Regions from separate parts of the Homo sapiens genome. Here region 2 is linked to region 1. A link is a loop called in an ENCODE intact Hi-C map of the cell type or tissue named here. Cell type or tissue: ascending aorta. All regions are shown on one strand.

The links. Hi-C counts contacts between places; a loop is a spot of excess contacts. Peaks named below come from ENCODE experiments on the same cell type or tissue, not always from the same donor. Only the 100,000 strongest peaks of a DNase experiment are listed, where the experiment ranks them.
Region 2: a loop joins it to region 1, with 2.7 times the contacts of the local background. A loop is called at or near these places in 7 of 110 quality-filtered maps.

The regions. Positions count from the first base shown.
Region 1 is chr3:172,320,766-172,328,765 of GRCh38, forward strand. The region is part of intron 11 of FNDC3B (fibronectin type III domain containing 3B); the gene reads left to right. Among named protein-coding and RNA genes, the nearest start is that of GHSR, 120 kb to the right of the region's middle. In ascending aorta, no CTCF peak of the experiment used is centred here; DNase peaks (open chromatin) are centred at 3,666 and 4,256; H3K27ac peaks cover 6,824 bases.
Region 2 is chr3:172,199,000-172,206,999 of GRCh38, forward strand. All of the region lies in intron 3 of FNDC3B (fibronectin type III domain containing 3B), which reads left to right. Among named protein-coding and RNA genes, the nearest start is that of FNDC3B, 160 kb to the left of the region's middle. In ascending aorta, CTCF peaks have their summits at 3,207, 3,984 and 4,185; DNase peaks (open chromatin) are centred at 2,302 and 3,112; H3K27ac peaks cover 5,979 bases.

The sequences.
Region 1 (8,000 bases):
GTGTGAGTTACATGTATAGAATGAGCCATGAGTTGTGTTCCTTAATGGGAAACCAGCCCATTTAGAGGATTCATCTTCCCAAGTACTGAGGAAAGCTTTATGAGGATACTAAGTTAGTAAAGAAGAAAAATTAACTTGAAAAAGTTCTTTTGTTGTTGTTTTCAGTCTTTCAACTACACACTTTTACAAATCAACACAACAAATATATTTTTAAACATACTCTAAATATTAGTTGCATTTTATGATCTTAATCAAATACTTTTTATATACTTAGCTGCCAGTTTTCAAGTAGGTAGACCATCTGTAAATTTGTTTCTTCACTGGAACTCTTGTATGTTTGTAAACAGATACCCAGAGAGAGAGGTGGAAAGCTGGTTACATGAGGAAGTCCTTTGAAATGTTCTTTTCTTTGTTGACTCCTGTGGTTTTAGGCTATGTCATACCTAAACTGTCCCCTAGAGACCATTGCGTGTCTGGATTTAAAAATCTCCCAAGAGTTCTCTAAGTTTGGGATAGCATTATTAAAAGTCTTATTTCAATCTAAAATGTGATTCTGTAAGATGAAGTAACTGCATAGCTGTTGATTGGCAATTTTGGTTGATCTTTATCGTCTAGGAGTCTGGTTCTATTTTTAGCTTATACAAAAATAACTTTTAAAATTATTCAGAGAGGTCCTTACTTTGGTGGATGGCTTTGAAAGAAAAGGCATGTACTAAGTGCATGTAGAAAATAGGACCCATCATATGTTACACATTTATTTTGCTTTTGTTTTTGTTTTGTTTTGTTTTGTTTTGAGACAGGGTCTTGCTCTGTTGCCCAGGCTGGAGTGCAGTGGCACAGTCTCGGCTCACTACAGCGTCTGCCTCCCGGGTGCAAGCAATTCTCCTGCCTCAGCCTCCTGAGTAGCTGGGATTACAGGCATGCACCACCACACCCGGCTAATTATTGTATTTTTGTATTTTTATTTTTTTATGTTTATTATTTATTTATTTTTTATAAATTTTTTTTAGTAGAGATGGGGTTTCACCATATTGGCCAGGCTGGTCTCAAACTCCTGACCTCAGGTGATCCACCCGCCTCGGCCTCCCAAAGTGCCGGGATTACAGGCGTGAGCCACCATGCCCAGCCAGACATTTATTTTGTATGCTAGCATGCACATTACATTCCCCCACCTTCTAGCTGTTTACAGTGTAGGAGGAATTTATAAAAGTTTGCAGAAATTCAGAGGGGTAAAACTTCATGCTATAAACGTATATAGACTTCAAAATAGATGAGTGTAATATTGCATAACAAATTACCCCAAAACTTAGAGGCTTCAAACAATCACTTTCTTATGCTTGTGGACTCTGGGTTAGGGATTTGGACAGGGCACTGGGGAGTGGCATCTCTGTGCTCTATCATATCTAGAGTTTCAGCGAGGAGGGCTCATTGGCTGGGGACTGGAATAATCTTCTGGCAGTGTTTTCACTCACAAGTCTAGCATCAGTGCTCACTTTGGACTGGACCTATCTGGGGCTCTTCACATGGCCTGGGGTTCCCACACAGCGTGGCAGCTTCAGGGTAGTGAGAATCGAAAATCAGGTGTCCCAGCAAAAGTTAGAAGCTGTAACACCTTTCCACACCCAGCCTTGGCTTCATTTCCACTCCAGCCTTTTGGTTACAAGAGAGTCACAAGACCACCCGCATTCAAGGGAAAGGGACATAGACTTAGACTTTGTTTCTCAATGGATAGGGAATCACAGAATTTTTAGACATGTTTAAAGTAACCACTTGTGGTATAAGCCTTCTCTTGTCTCCTTTTGGTCCTGAGAAACCATTAACAAATATTTTTTTCTTTATCTTTGTATAGCACATACAGTTTTTTAGGTACTATAACCTAAGACTGTTAGATATAAGGTCATATACTTTAAAAGTACAACGTAACTCTTTTTCCCATCCCTGATTCTTTTCTGAGTATTCTGGAGACAGGGAGAGTGGGGGCAAATGTGTACCCAGAAATACAGTGACAGGATGGACCTCATACCTCATAGCCAGTGCTACTCAGCCAGCCAGTGAGACATGCCTCAGTGGCTCTCAAATACCAATCTTCTCAGCTAGCAGATGGAAGAGATCACTCTGCCTGCTCCCTTAGTGATAAGGGCAGGGAACCCAAACAGACTGTTTATCTCCAGTTAATGTCTCTGCCTCAGTTGTACTTGAAAAGCAGGATCGTGTATTCTGTTCCCTCAGGTGACTCATGATAGTGCAGCAAAGTGTTTTAGTTTTTGTTTGTTTGTTTGTTTGCAGGGAATATAAATGTATTTAAAATCTTTAACAGACAGTTTTTGTTTTTTAACTACAAATTTGAAAGAAATTGAAAAATATTCAAGTAGGTAGTAAGGGGGTAAAAGAAAAAATAAAGATGTTCCTTAAAATATTCAAAATATTTTATATTTATAATTTATCTCCAAATTTCATTTTGGAGAATGGCAGAGCTGGACATGGTAGCTCACACCTATGATCCCAGCACTTTGGGAAGCCTAGTTCAGGTGGAAGGATAGCTTGAGGCCAGGGGTTCGAGATCAGCCCATCTCTACCAAAAAGAAAAAAATTGAAAATTTAGCCAGGTGTGGTGGTGCATGCCTATAATCTTAGCTACTCAGGAGGCTGAGAAGGAGAATCCCTTGAGTCCAGCAGTTTGAGGCTACAGTGAGCTATGGTCTGTTTGTACCACTGCTCTCTAGCCTGAACAACAGAGTGAGACACCTTGTCTCTCACACACACACACAAAAAGTAGAATATTTGGAAACAGTATTTCTCCCTTGTGGGGGGAAAAAGAAAAAGTCTTTGTCCTGGAGATTATAATCACATCTTGGAGATGTTTTCAGGGGTTGATCATTCTCTGCTATGTAGCCACATAGTGCTTTTTATATACTCTCCAAGCTCCCTTCTCTTGCCCCTTTTTTTCTGTGTTTGGGGCCTTTCATAGTCTGGCAAAAAGTTGGAGGTTATTGCCATTCTTCAGAATTTAGCAGGACCCTGTAGGAACAAGAACAATATCTAGACTCCCATTATTAATTAGGACTTGAAACCAAAAATGCATGACCCTTCTAAAAAGTGAGTGAGGATGAGGATGAAGCAAAGGGGAGGCAGGTGCTCATAGAGTATGTAGTATTCTAAGCGTTACTAGGCTGGGACTTCCCCCCAAAGGTGATGACTTCCTTTAGTATGTGAATCTTGAAATGAAAGAGGCACTTACCCAGGTTCAGATAAATGAGGTGTCCAGCTTAGGGCAGGTGAACTCTGTGGTAAGAGTTATGATGACATCAGGGGACAGGTTTGCGCAAGGCACACTGGACGGAACATAGAGTAAGATGATCCAGTGGTGTCTAGAATGTGGATAATACCCAATGTATTTTTGTTTGATGATTGGAAAGGAGAAAGAGGCAAAGCCCTTTCTCCCTTCCCAGGCTTGGGAAGGGCTGATCTGATGCATGCTGTGAATATGAGTCGACTTACTGGCGAGCCAAGTCCTTTCCTGGAGAGCAGTTTTGACCAGAAGTGGTAGACAAAACACCCTCGTCCCTGGTTGGAAAACATTACCCCAGGGTGATGAATTGGTGCTCTCAGGCTAGGTCTGGGTGTGGAATGAAGATAGATAAGCAACAACTGTGAATTAGGTTGAGTGCGAAGAGGAACACTCAGCTTGGGAAAGGAAACAACCCACGTTTGCAATGCGTCATCCTGCGCCAGATTGAGCACCTCAAGGTTTGTCTGCACACAGTTGGTTTGTACTCCAAGATTTCTTCACATTGTAGTAAAGAAAGATTAACCTTGCCCTTGAATGAACTTGGTCTGAGCTGCAGAAACAAGCATTTGGGCATGCCCAAGGTTGCAAAATGGAAACAAGCCAGTGCACCCTGAAAATCTGCCCTTTTTTTGGCTCACAGACACTGGCAGTAGAAAGTTAGGCCAGAACTGGCTGGGGTTATATTGGTTCATGTCCAGTGAGGTCAGTAGCCCAGTGGCTAGGTCTGTTCCAGAATGATCAATGGTGTTCACTCTGACCAGTTTCTCTAATTCAGGTGAAGTATCTTTTCCATACCCCGCTGAGAACAGGGACTCCAGTGTCACCTTAGAGGTTCTGATCCTGACTGCTCATGTGCTGCGAACCTGACCCACCAACGCGCAGAGAAGCGGAGTGCAGCTAGGAGTCTCTTCCCTCAGCCCTGCGGACCAGCTGACTCCCAGGCCCTGGCAGCCCCTTTGAAAGCTCTTACTCTCCTCTGTGTGACACACCACAAGTGGCCTAGCAGCCGTAGCTGGCCAGGATTAGGCCTAAGTCATGGCTGTCCCTGCTGCCTGTGTGTGACCAGATCATTGATGACAACAGGTCTGAAAAGTGTCAGGATGTTACCCATTTCTACTGCAGCCATATTTTAGTAGGGAACTTTGAACAAGGCTGAATTTAAATTATTAACAACTAAGTTTCCGAAGTCAAGTCAGCGTATCTCAGTAATCCTGTGTAGTCTAAATTAGATTTTTTAAAGGCGGGAACGTGCCATAGATTATAATCTCTCAAAATCTCTGGGAGCCACACAGCATATAAAATATGAAAGTTGTCATTTACCATCTCTAAAACTTCACTGACAGGAATGATTTGGATATATTTAACTTCTGATAAACAATGATAAACATTCACTTTATCACTCCTGTCAGTTCGTATGAATCTTTCAGTCCTCTAAAGCATTAGCTCTTTTCTTTTTTAACTCCATTTCTGTCAACAAGAACAGGAAAATGTTTTGTTTATAAATGCTATTTGCAACCTGGGACCCATCTTGTTTTATGAACAGATTCTCCAAATCTTCTATGCCTTTGAACACGGACTTACTCTACTCTAATGCTTAAGCTCCAGAGCCGTCGGAGAGCCTGGCGCAGTAGACAGACCAGCACGCTGGCATCGGATCACTGGAGCCAGTGGCCTTCTCCAGTTCACTTGTTAACTTCTCAGCTGCAGATCACTTTTTGTACTGCAGTGACTTTTGTGAACATTAATTTTTTTCTTTCCAGATATGCATTTTATTTTATTTTATATTAGAGACAGAGTCTCGTTCTGTCACCCAGGCTGGAGTGCAGTGGCGTGATCTCGACTCACTGCAACCTCTGCCTCCCGGGTTCAAGCAATTCTCCTGCCTCAGCCTCCCAAGTAGCTGGGATTACAGGCGTCTACCACCACGCCTGGGTAATGTCTTTGTATTTTTAGTAGAGACGGTGTTTCACCATGTTGGCCAGGCTGGTTTCGAACTCCTGACCTCAAGTGATCCACCTCCCTCAGCCTCCCAAAGTGTTGGGATTACAGGCGTGAGCCATCACACCCCGCCCAGATATGCCTTTTGTATTAAACTTCATGTTATACATGAATATGTTCTTTTATTCAAAACTTCTCTCATGTCTGAAATATTTTAACCTACTTTCCCTTGTTTTTGTTTTATTCTCAATGACTTCTAAAAATTCATCAATAAGCCTTAATTCTTTTAACTGTCAAATATTTGTATTCTTACCTCTACAGACTCTACAGACAATGCTTCCAAAACTGAATTCCAGGGTTTTAACAACTCTGGATCTTTCTAGGTGTCCCTAAGTTTATGCACATAGTAGTACATCCTGGAAGTTGTTATGATAGAAAATTCGGCATGCTTTGTCTATATGGGTTGTAGTTTATATAGCAGTTGTTCCTGATTTTAACAATTGGTCCTGACTCCAAGATTTATGTTTTGTTTGTTTGTTTTTGAGATGGAGTCTTGTTCTGTCGCCCAGGCTGGAGTGCACTGGCGCCATTTTTACTTCTTTCACAAGTAGAATTTTTTTAAATGTTAGCAATATAGGAAGATGTCTTGAAGGTCACACAGTTCCCCTTCTCCTAATTCTTTAGTGAGCGTGAGTGCTCTGGCTCTCTTAAAAGTCATTTCTCCCCTTCGAACCCTCCCCAGTCTTTTTCTCGTTTGAGCCACAAACAGTCTGGTTTCTACTGTATTAAAGCAAATTAACCTAGTAAGAAACACTGACTTTTTTTTTACTGGCTACAGTTCTAAGCACAAGAAAAGGGGAAAGGAGACCAAATAAAGAAATAGGAAAAATGAGGCATTAAAGGGGAGCCAACACGGGGTTTGGAAGGGATGAGAGCTTCCGCCATGGCAGGATGGGCCTTTCTTGCACTGCTTACTCTGAGTTCAGAAATAGAGGAGGAAAGAAGGTAGATCATGCCACAGCCTGAAATGGATACGACACATACCAGGGCTCCCATAGAGTGTGATCGGATGCTGGGTGTAATTATTCAAGTGTATGCATTTGAATAAATCATCTTCCTCAACCTCAACACTCAAGGTTGAAGTAAGCATAGTGTGTGACATGCCAGCCACATAGTGAGTTCACTCAAGGAGCAACTGAGAAATGTCAGGCTTTACTTGCTGCACACCCCCAACTCGGCCACCAAGTTGCATCTGAATGCACCTTGAACCCTTGATAAAATGAACTTTCAATCTTAAAGACTGTTAGAACTCTCACTCCCTTCCATTGGGAAAGGTGCTTCCTGGCTCTAGGAGGTGGGTGGGGAAGGGGTTCCTTTGAGGAGGATGAATGTGGTGTGATTTTTTTGGGGGGCGGGGCGGGGCAGGAGGACGGAATCTCACTCTGTCGCCCACACTGGAGTGCAGTGGCGCGATCTCGGCTCACTGCGAGCTCCGTCTCCCAGGTTCACGCCATTCTCCCTCCTCAGCCCCCTGAGTAGCTGGGACTACCAGCACCCGCCACCAAGCCTGGCTAATTTTGTTTTTGTATTTTTAGTACAGATGTGGTTTCACTGTGTTAGCCAGGATGGTCTGGATCTCCTGACCTCGTGATCTGCCCGCCTCAACCTCCCAAAGTGCTGGGATTACAGGCGTGAGCCACCGCGCCCGGCCAGTGTGGTTGTTTTTAATGTGCTCACCGTAGCAACAGTCAGGCTAGTGGTGTGTTCATTTTATTTTTAATTAAAACCACCTGGAATGTGTTTTAGTGGTATTTGGAGACCTGCTGAAAGGAAGGAGATGCTTAAATTTGTTTACGTAAAAAATGTGCTTGCTTTGTTTTTTGTGAAATAAATTGAGAACTTCAGACACATTGCTCAAGGCCCTGGGCCTGTCCAGTTAGAATGCTAAGATCCACTCAATGTTAGCTTATGGTTTTCTTTTGCATGAACATGGATAAGATAGTAAGATAATGTGGATATGGGTAGGAAATATTCTAACAAACTACTGATAAGAGTATTACATGCCTGTGAGTGTGGCATAGGGCGGTTAGACTTTTTCCTTACTTGTTGAACCTAATACGAGACCCCACTAGAGTGTTTTATTTTTACTTTAACGAATTTGAAGTATCACATAAGGCTAGGAAGGCATTCAAAATACATTTCTAGCCTGACAAGAAACTTAGAGTGACTGTAATATACATAGATTAATTCAACCAATGTTCCAAGTGCTTATCATTCACTTCCACCCTGCAAGCATTGATTGAGCTCCCAGTTTGTCCAAAGCACTGTTATGAGCAAAGCAGACGTGGACAAAATGATTCAAAGGTTTGTGACCAGTAGCAGCAATCAGTGAAGAAACACCATCACTAGAATGTACTTGTGAAGGTATTGGAGGCCACTGCATGGCAAGAAAGATACAGCTGGAGAGGGCCTTGTATGGCACACTCAGCTGCAGAGACGGGTCTGTAGGTGCTCAGGAGTTACTGGGAAAGGCTGTGTATTTTCAGAGCCAGTGACCCCTCTGTGGATGCAGTAGACTCTTGGTTGATCAGGCTGGGCAGTTTGGGCCAATCTAAGTAAGGAGGAGGATCTTAGAAATTGTGATCGTTAACTGGAGCATCGTCTTGTGCCTGAAAGGACCTTTTTTTATTTTATTAACCAAAAAAACCACAGGTACAGTAAATTACCTGTCTCAATTACAGAATTTTCTGTAGTGCCTTTATGTTAGAGATGA
Region 2 (8,000 bases), 120 kb before region 1:
AATTTTTTTTGTAGATACAGGGTCTCACTTTGTTGCCCAGGCTGGTCTTAAACTCCTGGCCTCAAATGATCCTTCCTCCTCAGCCTCCCAAAGTGCTGGGATTATAGGTGTAAGCCACCATGCTTGGCCCATTTTCATTTTTAATATTCCAAGGGAAGCTGTTTAGAATATTTTATTTTATTTTTTATTTTTTTTTTTTTGAGACGGAGTCTCGCTGTCGCCCAGGCTGGAGTGCAGTGGCGCGATCTCGGCTCTCTGCAGGCTCCGCCTCCCGGGTTCACGCCATTCTCCTGCCTCAGCCTCCCGAGTAGCTGGGACTACAGGCGCCCGCCACCTCGCCTGGCTAATTTTTTGTATTTTTAGTAGAGACGGGGTTTCACCGTGTTAGCCAGGATGGTCTCGATCTCCTGACCTCGTGATCCGCCCGCCTCGGCCTCCCAAAGTGCTGGGATTACAGGTGTGAGCCACCGCGCCCGGCTAGAATATTTTATTTTTGAAAACACTATTGAACTTACCAAGGAAAATGTTATGTATACAGTTAAATCCTTTCTTAATGTCATCAATAGGTTCTTGGAAACTGCTATTTTAAGCAAAATGATGTATAATGAAACTAATTTTACCATAGGCTAATTGATATAAATAGAATTAAATTCCTGTGGCATATTTTAGGCCCCCAAAACATCACCAAACTTCTAAACAAAGACCCCAAACATTTCTAATGGTAAACATGGAAATAAATGTGAGCTATACACACATTTAAGAAAGATTGATAAAAACAAGGAAGACAATTATTTACCCAGTGAGTGAGTGACAGCAGTCATGGTGGTGGCAGGTTAAATTAAGGAATAAATGTTTGCGAAGTGAAAATTGTGAGGAACATCTCCTGCCACCACACAGTTTACAAACAAACAATAAATATGGTGGGTTCTCTGCGCGCTTTTGTGTTTCGTGCATTTGTATGGTTACCATATACTTTACACATTTCTGTTTTACAATACTTTGTATTCATTCATTCATTCATTCATTCATTCATTCTCTAACCCATTATTCCAGTTCAGTGTTGCGGGGGCCAGAGCCTATCCTGATATTACAAGGAACAGATGGAACCCACCCTGGACAGGATGTCATTCCATCACAGGGCACACTCAAACACATACCCACACTCACTTAGACTGGACAGTTTAGACACACCAGTGCACCTAATGTGCACATCTTTCAGATGTGAGAGGAAACTGGAGTACCTAGAGAAAACCCACACAGACATGAGGAGAAGAGAACGGGGAAACTCCACACAGAGGCCTTGGCCAGGAGTCAATTTTGTTTTCTCTTATCAATGTTATCATGAAATGATGTTGAATGAAACGTTATTCAAAGACCTGCTGTATACAGAAGGTCCCCAATGGTTAGACTTGTGATTTTTTGGCTTTATAATGGTGCAAATGTGATATGCATTTGGCAAAAACCATATGAGTACCCGTGCAAACCATTCTGTTTTTCACTTTCAGTACAGTATTCAATAAATTACATGAGTTATTCAATACTTTATTATAAAATAGTGTTTATGTTAGATGCGTTCACCCAACTGTAGGCTAATGTAAGTGTTCTGAGTGTGTTTAAGCCAGGCTAGGCTAAGCTATGATGTTTGGTAGGTTAGGTGTATTAAATGCAATTTTGACAAGATATTTGCAACTTATGCTGGGTTTATCAGAATGTAACCCCCCTCTTAAGTGGAGGAGCATCTGTAATTGTTTTTGTCATTTGAGCCGTAGTTTAAACAAATGAATGCAATGGTATATTCCCTCAGATAAGTGACCTAGCTTGAAAAATAAAACTGTACCTGAAAACTAGGTAAAAATGGATCTTGTTGTTTGGGAGGGGAAAGAGAATTTGAAGCGTTTTCTCAAAAGGGTACCCAGCACCCGAGTACCTTTCTTTTGTTTAATTTTTAACAAAAGAGCTATCTTTGTGGCAATTGTTTTCAATATCTCTGCCGTACACATATGTGGGCAGAAAGCTAGAGTTTGAATAACACTTGTTAATGGAAACCAACTTCTTTATGGATTTGTTTGAACAGTGGTTCAGAATTTTTATGCTTACTATCTTATTCCTGTTTGAATACTTGGCCAGCCATATTCTCAGAGCTCCCTGCCCCAGCCAGCCTCTCTAATGGCTCCTACGGTGAAGTTCTGTTAGCGCTTCCATTGGAAACCTACCAGAATGGCTGGGTTCTGGCATGGTGCCCTCTCACGAAAGCTGCAGCCCCAGTGGGGGAAGCGCAGGGTGGAGTTTTTCCACCCTGCTTCTGGCTGCTCTCCAGACCCTGGAGTGTCTGTGAGGTTTTTTTTCCTCTTTTCTTTCTCCCATAACAACAAACAAACAATAACACTACTACTTGGACATATTAGGGACATGGGATATGCGTGCGTACGTGCGGTGGAGTGGGCCTTTTAGTTAGCTCCCCAGCAGTGTTCTTCTGCCACTGGGCTCTTTTGTTCAGTGTGACCTCATGAGAAGTGGTAGCAGTACTGTAAGCTCTAGAGGATTTCCCTATCATGGGCCTTTTATTTCCCTGTGGTTGTCTAAGCAAAGCAATGGGAATCTCCTGGTGGGTATTAACTATCTTTCTAGACCATTCTTTGCACGAAATGCTGACTTAATGAGAGTCTGAGTCACCCTTAGCAATTTCTCCAACTCCAGACCATGGCGTGTTACAAGATGGCAGCTGTTTAGTGGATATCAGAATAGCCTTCATGTTTTCATGGCAGGGTTACCAGATTTAGGAAATAAATTTACGGGATGCCCAGTTAAAGTTGAATTTCAGATATACAGCATTTTTTTAGTGTAATTGTGTCCCATGCAGTACTTGGGATATGCTGGTATGAAAAGTTATTTGCTGTGTTTTTGAAATTCAACTTTATCTGGGTGTGCTCTTTTATCTGGCAGCTCTACTTCGTGCATTTTTGCATGATGTAATAACTTGGATACATGTTGTACTTAGAATATTATGTATATATGATTAGTTCCTAAAAAGTGACTGGCTTCACAAATAAACCCTTGAGTGCATGAAATTTTGAGCTCCTTAAAAGGCAACTGCAGTTGAGCTGGCAAATCACATATGCCAGATTTCCAGACTGAGTTGAGTCGGCCATCATGAGGCAGGAACTTGAAGTTACATCATCTAGAATTTCCCGGTACCCTTTTTTTCCTCCCTCTCTTTAATGACTCTTTATTTGTAAGTTAGAAATTTGGGCTAAGCATTCCCTGCAAAAAGGCGTCTTTCCTTTATTCATTGAAAAACACAGAAATCTTTAGTCTTAAGCAATACAGACTGGTCTGTATGAGGTTGTATTTGTGCATGTAGAAAGAAAAAGTAAGAATTTTATAAAGCCTTCTGCCTTGCTTTGGCTTTTTTTCGGCCAGTATTTCCTTTTGTGTATTCTACAAGAAGACCAGAGAACTACACATGATAGTAGTAAAGATCCCTCCCGTCCCCTGTTAGATACTTTCTGTCATATCCTTTGACACACTTGATTCAACTAACACCCCCTTGTAAGGGCAAGTGGTTATTCCTAATTTTGTAAGTTAGAAATTCTCCAAACGGAACAGTGTATTGGTCTCTTTCCCAAAGGATGCAAGATTTGTCTTCTTATAAAGTCTTAAGAATGGTCTCATTAACCATCTGTTATTGAATGAGTAGATTCCCGTGTAGACCCTTCTGTTCTCAGGGCGGTCATTCCACCTTCCCCTGAGTCTCTGGTCCATGACCCCTGGAAGAGATTGCCTGAAAGCACATTCATAATTTTGCTCCACATTCATGATTTGGCTTAAACAAAATTAAGAATTATTACTTGAGCCTTTTTAATAGTTTGCTGCGGGTGTGGCACACTTTTTCTGTAAAGGGCAAGATGGTAAATAACATGCTTTGCAGACATACAGTCTCTGATGCATACTCTTTTACAACCCTTTAAAAATGTGACAACCATTTTTAGCTTGTGAGCTGTACCAAAGCCGGCCATGGGCTGGCAGTAGTTTTCCTGAGTGTTTGTCCTTAAAAACATATTACATGGGGAGTTCTGTGGATTCTGAAATTTACCCATTATTTTCGATATATATAGAAGTGGGAATGAATACTTAGCAATAAAAATATGTGACAAGCTGTGGGCACTCTAACATCCTGGAGGACATTGTCTCTCTCCCTGCCCCCCTTCCCCTGTGGCACTTACTCATATTTTTAAAAGGAGAATGTTGTAATTTCTTGTTAAAATTTTGGATTTTGTGTTAATGCTAAACAAAATGTCATTCTGATGGGTTTCTTTTGTCAGGTATGTAGGAGCAAGTGGTCAGATAGCAAATTCATGCCCAAAGGCGGGAGAAAGCAAGACAGGACATCGGTTTGTCTTCTCTTTGAATTTATTTATTTATGACATTGAGGATTTGGTGAAATTTTGGTATAACAGAACATCCTAGCCAGTTTTTCTATCTTTCTGAGCCATCAATTCTTAAGAAACTGCATAAGCATTTTATTTTGAAACCTTATGGGGAAGGATGTTACATTCACATAAGAATGAAACTCAATAGGAGGTTTGCCCTTTGATTTGCTTTATCTTTTCGCTGATTTTCTTTGAAAGATTATGCTTGGTGTTCTTCCAGATCGCAGTGGTAACAACAGGCAGGCTCCCAAAAGCACCTAAGGGGAGAGACATCCCATGAGAATCCATCATACATTTCATACCTTTCCAGCTGCTGCTCTTAGTGATTGGTGTAAAGCCATTCAGGCACCCCTTGTCTTTTATTACACAATGAAATTGGGGTATTTCCCGTCACTTTTTTTCCCTTCAGACTTTTACAAATGATTTTTGGGCCCGAATGTGATTGTGAATAGACAGACATAGCTTCTAAGAAAGCCGTTGGGACCCACTGAATTGTGACTGTCAGACAAAGGCATTTTGTTTAGAAGGCTTGTCCCAAAGTGGTGTTGGAGTCTGAAAGAAGGGCCGCCAGCGTCTCGTTCTTTCTGCTGTGAACTAATAGGAAAGCTGATGTTTGCTGAGTGGATGGCTGTACTCACTGTCCAAACAGATCTGTGTTTGCCAACTGTGAACATATTGCTGCCTCTGTGAGGCACTCCATCATGCCTTGAATGGATCCTCTTGTGTTCAGAATTTTCTGACTCAAAGCGAGGGAGAGAGAAATATTTCTTTCAGACTTCAGCATTCACTGTAGCATCCATAGTCTCATCAGACCTTTAGAAACCAAGCATGCACCGGAGACGCTTCTTAAGGAGAGTGAGAAAAGAGCAGAGAAAAAGGAATAAAGAGACAGCCCCATTGAAATGCCTTTATTCTGACCATTTGTGGCCAAGTTTTCATAAATAAACCAGGCTGCCTTGGCAAATAGAATTGTGAGAATATTTTTTATTTCTCCTGAGCAAAATAGAACTCTGAGTTTCCAACTCATGGTCCATTTCTGTGCATGTATACATACATGCACAGACAAAAATAAAAGCATAGAATACATTTATAATGTGTTATTAAATGGGTGACAGAGTTTTATTCCACCTGGATAATCCCTTAAGAAAAGGCTAATTGATACATATGAAGGAGTTTTGATTACTTTATAAACTGTCTCTTAGTTTTAGGGTTACAAACCTATTGTATATGAAAGGGTGAAAATAAAGTGGGTTTTTTTGTTGTTGTCAGTTTAGTCACTTTCTATAAGTTGACAGTAATAGTACCTTCTGGCAAAGTCTAGTATTCGCTGCATGAACTGCGGACAGAGCCCATGGAAAAGATGTGGCATTCCTTGCAATTACCCATTGTTTTGTGTGTTAAATTTCAGAAACCTTGGTTGAGTGGGTGGAAAAACAACATTGCTGATAATGAAACTCAGTGAGCACATGGCATGCACAGGACACTTACCATTCTGGTCTGTGTTGCTTATTGAGTACATGTTCAACACTGAACAGCTTCACTCGGCATTGTAGTGGAAATGGAGAGAGACGGGAAGGACAGAATGCTTTTGTGAGTGGAAAGGTAGATTTCTGTGTAGTTCTCTGCAGCAGTAAACCGTTGCCTGGCCTTAGTCAGTGAGAACTCAGTATTTATTTGCCTACCTGTAGTAAATGATTTTTTTGGCATATATAACCCATAAAAGTTTAAAACCAGAATTACCATCCCCCGCCCAGGCTACAGTATTTACCATTTGGTTGTCTGGGTATTCTTATCCAGGACTAACTGTACTCATGGAAAAATCTAGTTCTTTAAACTTACTGGAAATATAACAGGAATAGCAGGGACAGTTGGGGTAGGAGAGGGCCTGGCAACCATGGCTGCCATTGATGTAATAGTAATGATCTCAGCTAGCCCAGCTGGGAAGCCAACCATGTGCCAGGTACTCTTCTAAGTATTTTATATATGTTAACTAATTTCTTCCTCAGACAATCTTGTGAAATTGTTACCATTGCTTTCTTCATTTTACAGGTGAGGAAACCAAGGCACAGAGAAAGGTTTACTAACATGCCTAGGATCTCACAACTAGTCATTTGTGGAGTGTGGAATTGAAGTTAGAGGAGGATGGCCCCAGTATCTGCCACAATTACTACAGCACTACGGTTGGCGAGGGAAGAAATCTGCATTCTCCTTGTAGAGTTTTCTATTTATCTTTCCTTTATTTCTTGGAGTATGTGTATCATATCATATGGTTTTGGAAAAGTGTCTGAAGGTCATCAAAATCTAAGTACTAGGAGGCTAAGATCAGAAAGATAATGCATTCTGTAGGTAAAGAAGTTTGCTCCTCTTTGTTTTTGTCACAGAAAGAAGTTCCACATTTAATTAATTCCTGGTTATTATTATTATAAATTGGTTGAATTACATTGTGGTCTAGTAGATAGGGCTGGGTAATACATTTTGTTCAGAACTTAATTGAGAGCTTGATTTTAAACTTAAAGTCAACCATTATGAGGTATCTTAGTATAAAATCAGGATATTTATATGTAGTTAGATGCTAATATAAAAATATTCAATCATATTTCTTTATGATGATGGATTGAGCGGGGATATGTTTATATGTAAAGCTTGGAAGCAACATTTTTACAACCGTAGGGTAATAGTACTATTGCCTAGTGTAAGTAGCTTTTCTCAAGAGACTATAGGGATGATTGAAATTGGCCAGTTTCAGATGATTTTTATAGGAGTAATGTTTATTGCAGCTCATTAATGCCATGTTTAATAGTTACTGGTTATCTGAAATGTTGCCCTGAGTGGAAAGGGGGTCATATGGTTCCATTGCTAGAGGATTGGACCTAAAATGGTTTTGCGTGAATAATGTTGTTTGTAAGTTATTTCTTGGGATCCTATCTCAAAGAAAGTGTACTTGAAAGGCCAGGCGCGGTGGCTTATGCCTGTAATCCCAGCACTTTGGGAGGCCAAGGCTGGTGGATCACCTGAGCTCAGGAGTTTGAGACCAGCTTGGCCCACATGGCAAAACCCTGTCTCTACTAAAAATACAAAAATTAGCTGGGGGTGGTGGCGGGCGCCTGTAATCCCAGCTACTCAGGAAGCTGAGGCATGAGAATCACGTGAATCCAGAAGGCGGATGTTGCAAGGAGCCGAGACTGCACCATTGCATTCCAGCCTGGGCAACAAGAGCGAAACTCCATCTCAAAAAAAAAAAAAAAAAAAAAAAAAAAAGTATATTCTGGAGACTATATTTTAGAAAGTGAGTTATAAAAAAATAAAAATAGGTCACACTTTATTGTGATGTTTTATGCAGTTTGTATAAACACCGACTGACTGAACTTAAAATTTTTGCACATTGTATTGACCACATGAAACCTATCAAGATGTTTTAGTATATTGGGTTTGCTATAAAACTAAAGTTTATTCAGGTTTCTTCTTTTGAGAGAGAGATTATGACAAAAGAATAGCTTGGCTTTCTGCCCCAAGAATCTTTGTTTTGGCCTTTTTTGCCTTTGTTTTGCTTATTTTGTATGTATTGGACCT